3 separate regions of the Homo sapiens genome follow, and regions 1 and 2 are each linked to region 3. A link is an interaction called in ENCODE POLR2A ChIA-PET data of the cell type or tissue named here. Cell type or tissue: PC-9. All regions are shown on one strand. Each heading gives the region's core, and the rest is flanking DNA. Links, peaks and the distances in the headings are about the cores only.

Region 1 (4,365 bases), core at 1-4,000, 50 kb before region 3:
TGAGGATGTGCCTGCGCCCGTGACACAGCCTCAGGAAGTCCTGACGACATGCGCCCAAGGTGGTCGGGGCACAGCCTGGCTTTATACATTTTAGGGAGACATGAGACATTAATTGCTTTATGTAAGAAGTACATTGGTTCGGTCTGGAAAGGCGGGACAACTTGAAGCAAAGGCAGGAAGACTCAAAGCAGAGAAGTTACATTCTTTTGAGTTTCTGATTAGTTTTTCCAAAGGAGGCAATCAGATATGCATCTATCTCAGTGAGCAGAGGGGTGACTTTGAATAGAATGGGGGGCAAGTTTGCCCTAAGCAGTTTCCAGCTTGAGGTTTCCTTAGTGATTTTGGGGGCTGAAGATATTTTACTTTCACAATATCATAAGACTGCTTCTTAAGATCCATGGTCCTCTCGAAGAGGCCAGTATGAATCAACATCGGTGGGTGTTCATACTCACTTTAAACTTAAAGATTTAGGCCAGGTGGGGTGGCTCAAGCCTGTAATCTCAGCACTTTGGGAGGCTGAGGCCGGCAGATTGCTTGAGGCCAGGAGTTCAAGACCAGCCTGGGCAACATGGCAAAACGCAGTTTCTACCAAAAAACAAAAGAAAACAAAACAAAACCCAAAATTAGTTGGGTGTGGTGACTTACACCTGTAGTCCCAGCTACTTGAGAGGCTGAGGATCACTTGAGTTTGGGAAGTTGAAGATACAGAGAGTGGAGATCATCCCACTGTATTCTAGCCTGGGTGACAGAGTGAGACCCTGTTTCAAAAATAAATATAAATAAATATATATAAAGATTTAAGCTTAAGGCCGGGCGCAGTGGCTCACACCTGTAATCCCAGAACTTTGGGAGGCCGAGGTGGGTGGATCACAAGGTCAGGAGTTTGAGACCAGCCTGACCAACATGGTGAAACCCCATCTCTACTAAAAATACAAAAATTAGCCAGGTGTGGTAGGGCATGCCTGTAATCCCAGCTACTCAGGAGGCTGAGGTAGGAGAATTGCTTTAATCTGGGAGGCGGAGGTTTGCAGTGAGCTGAGATCGTGTCACTGCACTCCAGCCTGGGCGACAGAGCAAGACTCCATCTGAAAAAAAAAAAAAAAAAAAGATTTAAGCTTAAAACAAAAAGCAATAGATGATATTTGTGGGAGACATTCATGCCTCTACTCTCTTAAAAAATAATGAATCATTCCCCAAGTCCTCATTTTACTTTCATATAATCTAGACCTATGGCAGCTAATAAACCTCTGTGGAGTTTGGGTGTTTCATGTTATAGCTATTGAGCAGAACTTTTCATATACAGTTTGTACAAGCAGCTGTCAAATCACTTAGAAGTACCATATCCCAAGCCACAGTTCGGTATCTTACTCCCAAGGATGCCAGTAGATAACTCATCAAATGCTTTACTAAAAGAGGGATATACATTGTAGCTAAAGTGTTGCCCTTTTCTACTAACCTAATAACAATGTCAAAAAACATAATTGGATTTAATTTGTTGAAACCTTCAAATGTTTTGAAGAGAGTTCATATTATTTTTCAGTCATCATTTCACATTCATCTACATACCCATAAACCATTTGTTTAACAATTCATACCATTGGGCTGTGGATTTATGTCAAACTTACTGAGGCTTGGCTGTCAGAATCTATTGCTTTTCCTTCTGTGTCTTCAGGCATCTTTGTGTTCATCGTTTTTGAAAATGTTTTTTTCTCCCATCATGAAATAATACAAACACATTACATAAAATTTGGAAGCAGAGAAAACAAGAAAAAAAAATCTCCTTCTAACTCAAATACTCAATATTTTGGTACACTAACTTCCAGCATTTTTTCTAGATATATTCTTTTTAAAAAAATTTTTAGGCCGGGCATGGTGGCTCACGCCTGTAATCCCAGCACTTTGGGAGGCTGAGTTGAGCGGATCACAAGGTCAAGAGATGGAGACCATCTGGCCAACATGGTGAAACCCCATCTCTACTAAAAATACAAAAATTAGCTGGGTGTGGTGGCACACACCTGTAGTCCCAGCTACTTGGGAGGCTGAGGCAGGAGAATCTCTTGAACTGGAGAGGCTGAGGTTGCAGTGAGCCGAGATTGCACCACTGCACTCCAGCCTGGCAACAGAGAGAGAGACCCCATCTCAAAAAAAAGAAAATCTTTATGTTAAGTTCCAGGGTACATGTGCAGAATGTGCAGGTTTGTGTATGTGGGTATATATTCTTAACAGTATCACAGTGTTGTACATGTATTTTTTTTAATTGAGACAGGTTTTAGCTCTGTTGCCCAGGCTGGAGTGCAGTTGTGTGATCTCAGCTGACTGCAACCTCTGCCTCTGAGTTCAAGTGATCCTCCTGCCTCAGCCTCCTGAGTAGCTAGGACTACAAGCGTGTGCCACCATGCGTGGCTAATTTTTGTATTTTTGGTAGAGATGGGGTTTCACTATGTTGCCCGGGATGGTTTCAAACTCTTGAGCTCAAATGATCTGTCAGCCTCAGCCTCCCAAAGGTCTGAGATTACAGGCATGAGCCACCTCACCCAGCCAATTGTACATGAATTTTAAAATACAATTTTCATTTTATTAGATTGTCCTCCTTACCATCCTATATTGTAAATATTGTTGATAGTGAACTTCCCAGGGTCACAATTACACGTTTTAACAACTTGGAATATGTTTTCCTGGGTTTCTAGCCCCTAAATTCATTTTGGACAGCTAGTTTCTTGTATTATTTTCTAGCTGGACTTTTATTCCATCTTCCTGATATACATTTTTATTTTTCAGTGTGAGTGTAATTTCTTTCTTTCTTTCTTTTTTTTTTTTTTTTTTGCTATATAGGTGTTTTAGTCTGTTCTTGGGTTGCTGTGAAGAAATATCTGAGACTAGAAAATTTACAGAGAAAACAGTTTTAATTGGCTTATGGTTCTGCAGGCTGTTTACACAGCCAGCATTTGCTGGGCTTCTGGAGAGGCCTCCAGGAAATTTTATTCATGGTAGAAGGTGAAGAGGGAGCAGGGAGCAAGAGAAGGAGCTGGGAGGAGGTGCCACACACTTAAACAACCAGATCTCATGAGGACTCAACTCACACGTGCCAAGGAAATGGTGCTACTCCATTCCTGAGAAATCTGCCCATAATCCATTCACCTCTCACCAGGTCACACCTTCAACCCTGGGAATTACACTTCAGCATGAGATTTGGGGGCACAAATATTCAAACTCTACCAATAAGTCAGAAGAAAACTAACAATTAAATAATCGGTCTCTCTCTTTGTCAGCTTTCAACCTTAGGTTTAGAAACTTCATCCTTGTAAATCGGAACAAAAATTGGGCTAACCTTTCAGGAAGGCAACTAGGCAGTATGTTTGAAGATTCTTAAATGTTTTACCCTTTGCTTAAGTAATTCCACATCTAGGACTCTATCCTAAGGAAACAATTTATTCAAAAATTTTATAAAAGGGCCGAGTGAGGTGGCTTATGCCTATAATCCCAGCACTTTGGGAGGCTGACGTGGGCGGATCACTTGAGGCCAGGAATCCGAGACCAGTCTGGCCAACATGGTGAAACCCTGCTTTTGTAAAAATACAAAAAATTAGCCAGGTATGGGTGGTGGGCACCTGTAATCCCAGTTACTTGGGAGGCTGAGACAGGAGAACAGCTTGAACCCAGGAGGCGGAAGTTGCAGTGAATAAGATAGCACCATTGCATCTGCACTCCAGCCTGGGTGACAGAGCAAGACTCTGTTTCAATGAAAAAAAATTTGTAAAAGAATCTTGGTTGCTCTGCCTATGGGGAAGCCATTCTTTTACTCCTTTACTTTCCTAATAAACTTACTTTCACTTAAAAAAAAAAAGAATCTTAACTGTACCTTTATTCATAATGGTGAAAGATAGCACCCAAATATCCCAAAGTAAAGAAATGGTCAAAATAGAGAGCATCTACATGATGTAAGATTGTGTAGACATTAAAGAAAAAAGCAAGCTTTGAAGACACAAATAATAATCTGGGAAAGTGCTCATGATATGAAAATAAAATATACAACAATATACCGAATATGATTCCAATTCTGATTATGACATATACAAATGCTGAAAAGAAATAACCCTAAATGGTGATATTATAGGATTTTTAGTCATTTCCTGTTTGTTTTCCAGATTGATTTAAATGATACTGTATTACTCTCATAATGAGAAAAGTATAATTCCATATGTACGAATCATCTTCCTTGTGAAATACAATAACTCTTCCTTCCTCTTTCCATCCTGACTTCTACACTTTATTGTCTTTGCATTTTTTCTGATCTTTATCACATCTTGGATTTAGTTTAGTCAGCTGAGCTCCTGACATTTTATGGACTTGGTTTATACTGTACTT
Region 2 (4,365 bases), core at 1-4,000, 1.4 Mb before region 3:
TTACAGGTGTGGACCACTGTGCCTGGCCTTCTCTCTCAATTTCTAACAGCACTGGCATCATCCAGACCCTGGAAGGGGAGAGGGCTCAGGGCCCGCGATGCGGCAGCTGCTGAGGACCCTTCTCTTGTGTCTCCTTTGCAGGCTTCCTCCCTCTCCCTCCAGTTTTAGAGGCTCCCACCAGGGACCCCTTTGGCAGCAGGGACTTCTCCCCATCCCAGTGATGTCATCAAGTCCTCTTATTTTCCAAGAAGCATGCAGGCCCCAGTAAGTTGGAACCCACTGCAAAACAGCTGCGTTACTCTCAGAAAGAAACAGATGGACTTGAGGGAAACGGGAAAAAAAAAAAGATAATAACAGCACAACCAAGTGAACTTAACGATGTACCCCGGCATGAGGCAGCTGTGTTAAATCTGGCCATTAGAGGTAACGGAAAATCTTTACCACCCTCAAAGGCCAAGATGTAGACCAGAATGAAAATATTTTTCATTTGAGGGAGCCGAGTGATTTGGATGAAGCTCTTTGTACCGAAGGGTACAGCTAAATATGACAATATTTACTTAGTTGATCTCTCTGTTCCCTTTCTGAGGGCCGGTCCTTAGCAAACAACATTTAATCTCTCACCCTTGACAGTTATTGGAAAAGCTAGATGTATCTCCTTTTGTTCTGTTCTCTCTCCCTTAACAGAGAATTCAACAGATATTTAGATCTGTGGGGACCAATGAACTGGCTGCCAAGGAGTTCTTGGTCCAGGAAGGCTATGACCCAGGGACCTGGAGACTTAGTCACCCAACTTAAGGGGAAAGTTCAAAATCAAATTCTGTCTGAAAAACATTTAATTATGCCACGTCAGGGGCCCATGCTTCTAGGACAGCCTCATGTTATTCTTTCTCCTTTGTTGCTATCTGAGTACAAACAATTGCAAATTTCCCCTATTCAACTTACTATGCTGTATTTATCACTAGTAAGATGGCCTTTATATCCTCCAAAATAAAGGGGATGAGAAATTGCTTCATCTGTAACAAGATGATCAATTCAAAAGGCAGTAGAAGACAGGACCTTTGAGGGCTGACATAATCTTGTTTTTGTACCCTCAATGCTTAGTGTGGAGCTGGCACTCAGTAGGTGCTTAGTAAATGCTAACTAAAGGAATTCATTAATGAGTCTTGATACCAGTAGGTTTTACTAAGTTTTCTTTCCTTGGATTGGTCCATGTCAGGGTTTATTGATCTTGGCATACTTGACATTTTGGAGCTGGATAATTCTCTGTTGTGGTGCAGTTTGGATTCTTTTCTTTTCTTTTTTAGAGACAGGGTCTCGCTCTGTTTCCCAGGCTGGAGTGCAGTGGCATGATCATGGCTCACTGCAGCCTCAAACGTCTGGGCTCAAGTGATCCTCTCATCTCAGCTTCCTGAGTAGCTAGGACTATAGGCACATGCTACTATGCCCAGAGAATTTATTTTTATTTTTATTTTTTTTTTGTAGAAATAGGGTCTTGCTGTGTGGCTCCGGCTGTTCTTGAAATCCTGGCCTCAAGTGATCCTCCCGCCTCAGCCTCCCCCAAAGTGCTGGGATTACAGGTGTGAGCCACTGCACCTGGCCCATTTTGGATGTTCAGTAGCCTCCCTGACCTCTACCGACTGGATTCATAACATGCCGTATCCACTTTCATCAATCAAAAATGTCTCCAGATATTGCCAGATGGCCCTGAGGGACAAATTTGCCTGTAGTTGAGAACCTCTGGGCTAGAGACTCCTTTGCTTTTCATTACATGAATCAATGAAGATTTAAAAAAGGAAGCACACACACACAAAACCCTCTACTTCTACTTCCTTGACTAGGAAAGACATTCCTTTTTCTTTCCCTTCCTTTGCCCTGGAGGTATGTCTGAAGATTGAGAAGCTGCACGCGCCCTACACATTTGTGTCTAGGGGAGATTGCTGCAGGTGGCAGCCCCCAGGAGGCCAGTATAGATGCCATTTTCTTTGGTCACTCCCCATCTCATGATGGAAGCCAGACCTCAGGAACTACTGCAGTGAATGGAGGAGAAAGTACTGGACTTGAACTTGACTAGAAGCCAATATCAAAGGCCTCTGGGTTAGATCTCTCCCAGCATGGCTTTCAGATTCTCCAGCCTGGGCTAGTCCTGCAGGCTAGAAGTTGAGGTTTGTTCTTGCACCCCAAAACTGCCAACTCAGCCTTGCGGGTATGGCCGCACTGCCTGTGGCCTCTGCAGGCATGCTCCAACTTATCGTGCAGAGTTCCTCATTCCTCCGCTGGGATCTTCACCTTGAAATCTTGGCAGAGCATCAAGGAGCTGGGATGAAAATCTTGGCAGCGGCAAGACACTATGTATCAGCCACATAACCAGTCCAACCTGCTCAGCTTTTGGCTTCACCCCTTTTCCTGCTTTGGTGTTGATGATGGTCATTTTACATGTGACATGGTGCAAACAGCTTTATGACTCTTATGGGCGGGCAGGGTCTCAGTGGTCTGTGTGACTAATGGAGGGGCTCTCTCTGCCTGAAAAAAATCACACTAATTCCTCCCCCACCCCCACCCCACAATACGGCACTGCCCTGCAGAGTCCATTAATGACTATGAGAACAAACTTGAAGCTAAGAGGTTTTTGAGAGCTGAAGTTCAGGCCCTAACAGGAAACAGCAACACAGCAAAAATGAGAATAAGGAAAGCACAGAGCTGGGCTATCAGCTGGTCCTGAATCCCCAAAGCATGCTTCTGAGTCCCCGGTTAGTGGCGATGGCACGAGGGCCATCGGGCAGAGGGCACCCAGTGGAAAACTCCAAGCTCTGGTCACCTTCATGAGAGAGGCAGTCTTGATTGTGTGGCTCAAAGGTTTCCAGGGAGAAATGGAAAAAGAAAGGAAAGTGCTTTCATCCCCTCCTTTGGCCTGGATGGCCGTGTGTGTGTGCAACAGTAGCTGAGTGGAGAGGAGCAACCCAGATAACCCTGGTCTGGGTTCATCAGCATCAAAAAAATCCAGGAACAGATTCGGCCCATCAGCATCCGGCTTCCTCACATAAAGAGCGTTTCTATTTAGGACGCTGACATCGTCAACTTACAAAGATGGATGGGAAGAAAAGGCCCATGGAGCTGGATGCCTCCGATTAAAAAAAAAAAGGAACTCTGATTCACAACTGCTTGCTTAATGGCAACGAATTCATTTTCTTTGATAGCGGTTGCTCTGAAATTGTCACTGCTGGAAGAAAAAAAGCAAAGTCCCTTGCCTTCACTCATTCATTCAGCAACCATTGAGTGAGCGCCTGCTAAGCACTGGTGCTGTGGCAGCGGCTGGGAAAGAGCCAGCTCTTGTCTTCGCAGAGCTCATGCCATAGTGATGAGCTAGCATAACCTAGCATGATCTAGAAGCCACGGACCAGAACTTTGCTGCCTCCAGACCAGCAGTGGTGGGGGCATGCCCAGGAAAACTCAGAAAGGGGGAGTCCTGTGTGAGCTGAACTCTAAAGGAGGGCCAGTGAGGGGTTTCAAGCAAAGAACAAGGTCAGATTTCATTTTAGAAGGAAACTCCTGTGGTGGGGTGGAGGGTGTTAATTATCTACAGTGTGCCAGTTAGACATTTGTTTGGAAATGGTTTGCCTTCTGAATCGGTTGTTCCTCTTATTCCCAGTCCCTGGTGTGTTTACAGTAGACACAACCACCAAAACAGCCCAGGAAACTCACCCCTCTTCCTTTGGGTGGGTTCAGACTGCAGTCTGTATTCTGGCCTGTTGAAGGTGATGGGGCTGGGGTTACGAGGGAGTCGCCCCTGGGGGAATGCTTTTTCTAAGATTTTATTGCAGGCTCCCAGTGGTACCTATAGCCCTTTGTGGTCCGGCTGCCAGGTCCACGGAGGAGGAATTCCACCTGTTCCAGATGCCAGCAGATCCCCTGGGAGGTCACACAATGGATGATGAATGTGCAGGGCTCAGCCCTATGGGGCCCCTTCTCCCGCATCCATTTAGTAACCGTAAGACTCCAGGGCGGGCCAGGGGTGGCCCTGAGCGTCAAAGCTGAATCCAGAGTTCCATCCATCTTCAATCACCTCTTCCTGTAGAACAAGGCTTCCCAGCCTTGGCACTATGGACATTTGGAGCCAGATAATGCTTTTTTTTTTTTTTTTTTTTTTGAAACGGAGTCTCGCACTGTCGCCTGGGCTGGAGTGCAGTAGCGCAATCTCGGCCTCCTGGGTTCAAGTGATTCTCCTGCCTCAGCCTCACGAGTAGATGGAATTACAGGCACCTACCACCATGGCCGGCTAATTTTTTGAATTTTTAGAAGAAACGAGGTTTCACCATGTTGGCCAGGCTGGTCTTGAACTCCTGACCTTGTGATTCACCTGCCTCGGCC
Region 3 (4,809 bases), core at 362-4,361:
CTGCCTCAGCCTCCCAAGTAGCTGGGACTACAGGCGCCCACCACCACGCCTGCTAATTTTCTTTTTTGTATTTTTAGTAGAGATGGGGTTTCACCGTGTTAGCCAGGCGGGTCTCGATCTCCTGACCTCGTGATCCGCCTGCCTCGGCCTCCCAAAGTGCTGGGATTACAGGCGTGAGCCACCACGCCTGGCCGACAAGAGAATATTTACCTGGCTTCATCCTTGAGGTTCCTGAATAGGCTCTGAGTTCAGCAATTTCTTCCCAAATATTTGTAGAGGTCCCCAGGGTGAGTCACATGGGTGCTCTGTGTATGATGGAACTACCCTATCATAGTGCTCTGTCTCTGACTGAGCTACTTGGGAGGCTGAGGTGGGAGGATTGCTTGAGCTCAGGAGTTGGAGGCTGTAGTGAGCTATGATCATGCCACTGCACTCCAGCCTAGGTGACAGAGCCAGGCTCTGCCTCTAAAAAAAGAAAAAAGAAAATTCTCAAAGGAAGTTCTTTACACTGTAAGATTAGGAATCACTCTCTTATACAAAGAGGAAGATGCTACATGAAGGGCAACTCACGGCCAACACTTTGCTTCATGCATCATCACTTTCCCCTTCAATTTTGCATATTGCCATTGAACCAGATCTCTTTAGGATGACTTACTTTTTCTTTTTTTTTTCGAGATAGAGTCTCACTCTGTTACCCAGGCTAGAGTGCAGTGGCGTGATCTTGGCTCACTGCAACCTCCACCTCCTGGGTTCAAGCGGTTCTCCTGCCTCAGCCTCCTGAGTAGCTGGGATCACAGGCGTCTGCCACCACACCTGCTAATTTTTGTATTTTTAGTAGAGACGGGGTTTCACCATATTGGCCAGGCTGGTCTTGAACTCCTGACCTCATGATCCACCTGCCTCAGCCTCCCGAAGTGCTGGGATTACAGGCATGAGCCACCATGCTCAGCCAGGATGACTTAATTTCTAGGAGGTTCCTTGGTTCTCAGGTAAGGAGTTTCCAAGTGAAACTTGCCTACCAGTCGTCTAAACATGACATGTAGGCTTGAGTTCTAAGGTGAACACAGCTCAGGCTCAAGCTGGTATCCCTTTCATGTTATATACATATAACATAAATAATAAAACTCTCTATGCATATCTTAATATTTTTATTTGCATGTGTGTGTATATATGAATGAAAAATATATAAATGAAAATGATATATATAAATGAAAAAAATGACAATCAGCTTGTTCTTAAAAGCGGGAAGGGAGATCTACTCATCTTATTTTCACCTAAGTAGAGGAAATATTTAAAGACATTTTTCATTTTCAGTTATATTTTTCTGCTATAGTTATTTCCTCTGAGATGAGCTTGAGCTTGTTACATTTTTTCTTTGATTTATCTTCTATTTATTTATCTTCTATTTTTCTTTTCATGTTTATTTAGACACCATTTGTCAAATTCATTTCATATTCTTTCAGCAATGCAGTTTATGATTCTAAAAATTGCATATATTTATTATGCACAACATTGTGAAATGACTAAGTCAAGCTAATTAACATAAGCGTTGCTTCACATACTTATTAATTTTGTGATGAGAACACTTAAGATGTACTCTTTTAGCAATTTTCAAGAACACAATACATTATCATTTACTATGGTCACCACGTTGTAAAATAGATCGCTTAGACTTATTCCTCCAATCTAACTTAAATTTTGTTTCCTTTGACCAATGTCCTCCTCCTCCTGAGGCTGGAGTAGGGTAGTTTATCTTTTTTTTTTTTTTTGAGTCTCGCTCTGTCGCCCAGGCTAGAGTGCAGTAGCGCAATCTCGGCTCACTGCAACCTTTGCTTCCCGGGTTCAAGCAATTCTCCTGCCTCAGCCTCCCGAGTAACTGGGATTACAGCCGTGTGCCACCACGCCTGGCTAATTTTTTGTATTTTTAGGAGAGACAGGGTTTCACCGTGTTAGCCCGGATGGTCTCGATCTCCTGACCTCCTGATCCGCCCACCTTGGCCTCCCAAAGTACTGGGATTACAGACGTGAGCCACCCCGCCCGGCCAGTTTATCTATCTTGAATGTATTAACTGACTGGTTAAATTCCTGCAATTGCATGCTTGATTTTGCATCCTTGATTCTCAGTACTAATTATCTGGATTATATATCATTCCCTAGTTATAAACATGTTCAAGTATGCTTTTGAAAACTAAACATTCTTAAAAGCATTCTGTACCCTTTATTTTCCTTAGCATGATTTGTCTTTGAGACAAGGAAGAGCTAGCTGTTGGTGTTTACTTCCAGTGAGATAGGTTTTAAAAAGAACCTTTTGAAGAATTTGACTTGGGTTTTGATATATCAGAGAGTGAGGAAATTTTCACTTGAGACCCATTCAACTCTGATGTCTGTCCACATAACGGATCACCCCTTTTGTGAACATCCTCCAGCCGCCCCATTTTCTGTGCCCTTATTTTTTCGCCACGGCCCCTAAGGTGATCATAAGCGACTCTGCGCGGGATGCGGGAGGGCAGCAGCATTCAAACTGTGGTCGGGTTATCCCGGAAGCTTCGACTGGGGACCCGCCAAGGGGCCCACAAGCTGGGGTGCGAGTCTGGCGGTTGCTGGGCCAGCAGGAGCGTCGCCATGGCAACGGGGCCGCGCGCACGCCGCCACCTGTGGGTGGAGAAATGCCCGCGCGGAAGTCTCCGCCCCCAGCCTGGGGCGCCGGTGGTCGCCGCCGCCGGGAACGTCGCCATGGCAACCGCACCGCAGGCTAGAGGGGTGGAGTAGGGGGCGGGGAAATGCGAGCGCGAAAGTCCCCGCCCCCGGGCTGCTGGGCGGCGGCGACCCAGCGGCCCGCAAGGATTTGAAACCGTTTGGCAGGGGCGGCGGTGGCGGCGGCGTTGGCGGCAGCGGCCGAGCGGAAAGCTTGCGTGTGGTGGTGCCAGGTTCTCGTTTTTTTCTGAATTTCCTTCCCCCGCCCCTCCCACCAGGTTCTTGAGTGGAATTTTGCGCCGGTGGCTGCCGCCCCGCCCTTGCGGGCCCGTTCGGGAAGGGGCGTCGCCCTCAGGCCCTGGGCCCGTTCTCCGGGCCTGGGGGGCGCGCGCCCCTGGGGTCCCGGCGCTGCCCGCTGTGGTGTCCCCGGCAGGCAGAGCGCGATCCAGGCCGGGACGACTTGGGAAAGTTCTAAGTAAAGTTTGATCAGCCGGTTTGATCGGTCTGACGTGGTCCAAGAGTCTGACCCAAGGGTTTGCGACTGGGAGAGGAAATCTGTGTCCTGGACAAGGTAGGAGCGCGGCCTGGGCCTGGGCCTCGGCGGGCCGAGGAAGGGACTGCCAGGAACGGCACCGCTGGAGTTTTCAATTCCGTCCCAGAAAAGAGTCTCAGAACAATCAGCTGGATTTGCGGGGACAGAACCAGGGCGCTGGTTGGTTTGCAGAAAGTCATAGGCCGCTTGGAGAGGCCCAAGCCCAGCACCGCCGCATGTAGGATGCTACCCTGTGTTTCTGAGTTAATTATTTTTAAGTGTTCAAGAGAACGACATAAGTAAATGTGAACAGCTTTTCTGATCATTGCACGGCTACTTTTATTTGTTTTTAATATTTTAAGATGAGTCAAAATAAGATAGAAAAGGCACATTAAATTCCATGAGCCTCTCCACAGTGGTCAGGCTGCAGCTTAGTGGAATGCATGGTATTAATAATTTGTGCAGTGTTCAGGCCCAGCTGTCACTGTCCACTAAGAACCTAGGTCAGTGACTTCACCTCACTTAAGCCTCAGCTTCCTTCTTCCTCTGTGAAATGACCATGGAAATGGTGCGGAAATGGTAGGGCCGGGCCAGAGAATAAACTGAGATTTGTTTCTAAAGCACACACTGAGCTACGGGTAGAGTCAGGGAAGGCTCTTGTCAAAACATCCACACGTGTAAGCCAGAGAAAACGTGCACCTCTAATCCTTTTTAATTTGTCGACGTTTCCAGTTTTCTTTAATGACCCACAATATATTTAAAATATGATTTGATTGAACAAAATGGGTTTTACACAACTTCCAAGAACGTTTGTTTTGTTTGGCAAGGAGTGTGATATGAATGAAGTGTATTCTTTGCTTGGCAGTTGTGACTCCTTTTTTTCCCAGACCTTTTAATACTTGTGGTTTGGTTATGTTTGCTGACTGTAGGGTAGGTAAGCCCATTTTGTAGCTGTCCAAAAAGAAGTTTAAAAAAAGGCAGCATGGGTGAGTTTAATAAAAGACATGATCCAAATATAGATTGTAGCTATAAGCAAGAGTCACCCAATTTACTTCTTTTTTACCTTTGGAATTATTTATTTTTTTGAGACAGTCTTGCTCTGTGGCCCAGGCTGGAGTGCAGTGGTGCAAACTCAGCTCACGCTCACTGCAACGTCCGTCACCTGGGTTACCTTTGAAATAATTTATATAACTGATAGGCACACTATAATTACTCTAAGCCTAAGCCAAAGATGTTGCTTTACTTATTTTTCAATTCCAGTAATTTAAATTTTCAATTCTGATAAATGGTATGAAACTTTTGATAAGTTGGAACTTAGATACAATTTGTGAATATGATGTAATTTGTTTTTAAATTATTTATTTTTCATTTTCAATTTTTTTTTTTTTGAGACGGAGCTTTGCTCTTGTCACCCAGGCTGGAGTGCAGTGGCATGATTTCAGCTCACTGCAACCTCTGCCTCCCAGGTTCAAGCGATTCTCCTGCCTCAGCTTCCTGAGTAGCTGGGATTACAGGTGCCTGCCACCATGCCCGGCTAATTTTTGTGTTTTTAATTGGCCAGGCTTGTCTCGAACTCCTGACCT

Evidence for each region. Peaks named below come from ENCODE experiments on the same cell type or tissue, not always from the same donor. Only the 100,000 strongest peaks of a DNase experiment are listed, where the experiment ranks them.
Region 1: POLR2A ChIA-PET joins it to region 3 with 6 read pairs; 8 of 35 experiments call an interaction of 5 or more read pairs at or near these places.
Region 2: POLR2A ChIA-PET joins it to region 3 with 8 read pairs; 1 of 35 experiments calls an interaction of 5 or more read pairs at or near these places.

What each region holds. Positions count from the first base shown.
Region 1 is chr17:66,240,688-66,245,052 of GRCh38, reverse strand. No RefSeq gene overlaps it. Among named protein-coding and RNA genes, the nearest start is that of APOH, 13 kb to the right of the region's middle. In PC-9, for the core only: no CTCF peak of the experiment used is centred there; no DNase peak of the experiment used is centred there; H3K27ac peaks cover 382 bases.
Region 2 is chr17:67,636,061-67,640,425 of GRCh38, reverse strand. All of the region lies in intron 6 of PITPNC1 (phosphatidylinositol transfer protein cytoplasmic 1), which reads right to left. Among named protein-coding and RNA genes, the nearest start is that of NOL11, 80 kb to the left of the region's middle. RefSeq lists a silencer at 144-330. In PC-9, for the core only: no CTCF peak of the experiment used is centred there; DNase peaks (open chromatin) are centred at 1,865 and 2,375; H3K4me3 peaks cover 351 bases; H3K27ac peaks cover 2,558 bases.
Region 3 is chr17:66,190,115-66,194,923 of GRCh38, reverse strand. CEP112 (centrosomal protein 112) reads left to right here and starts at 2,791. Exons shown (of 27, transcript NM_001199165.4): 1 at 2,791-2,927. In PC-9, for the core only: no CTCF peak of the experiment used is centred there; no DNase peak of the experiment used is centred there; H3K4me3 peaks cover 1,966 bases.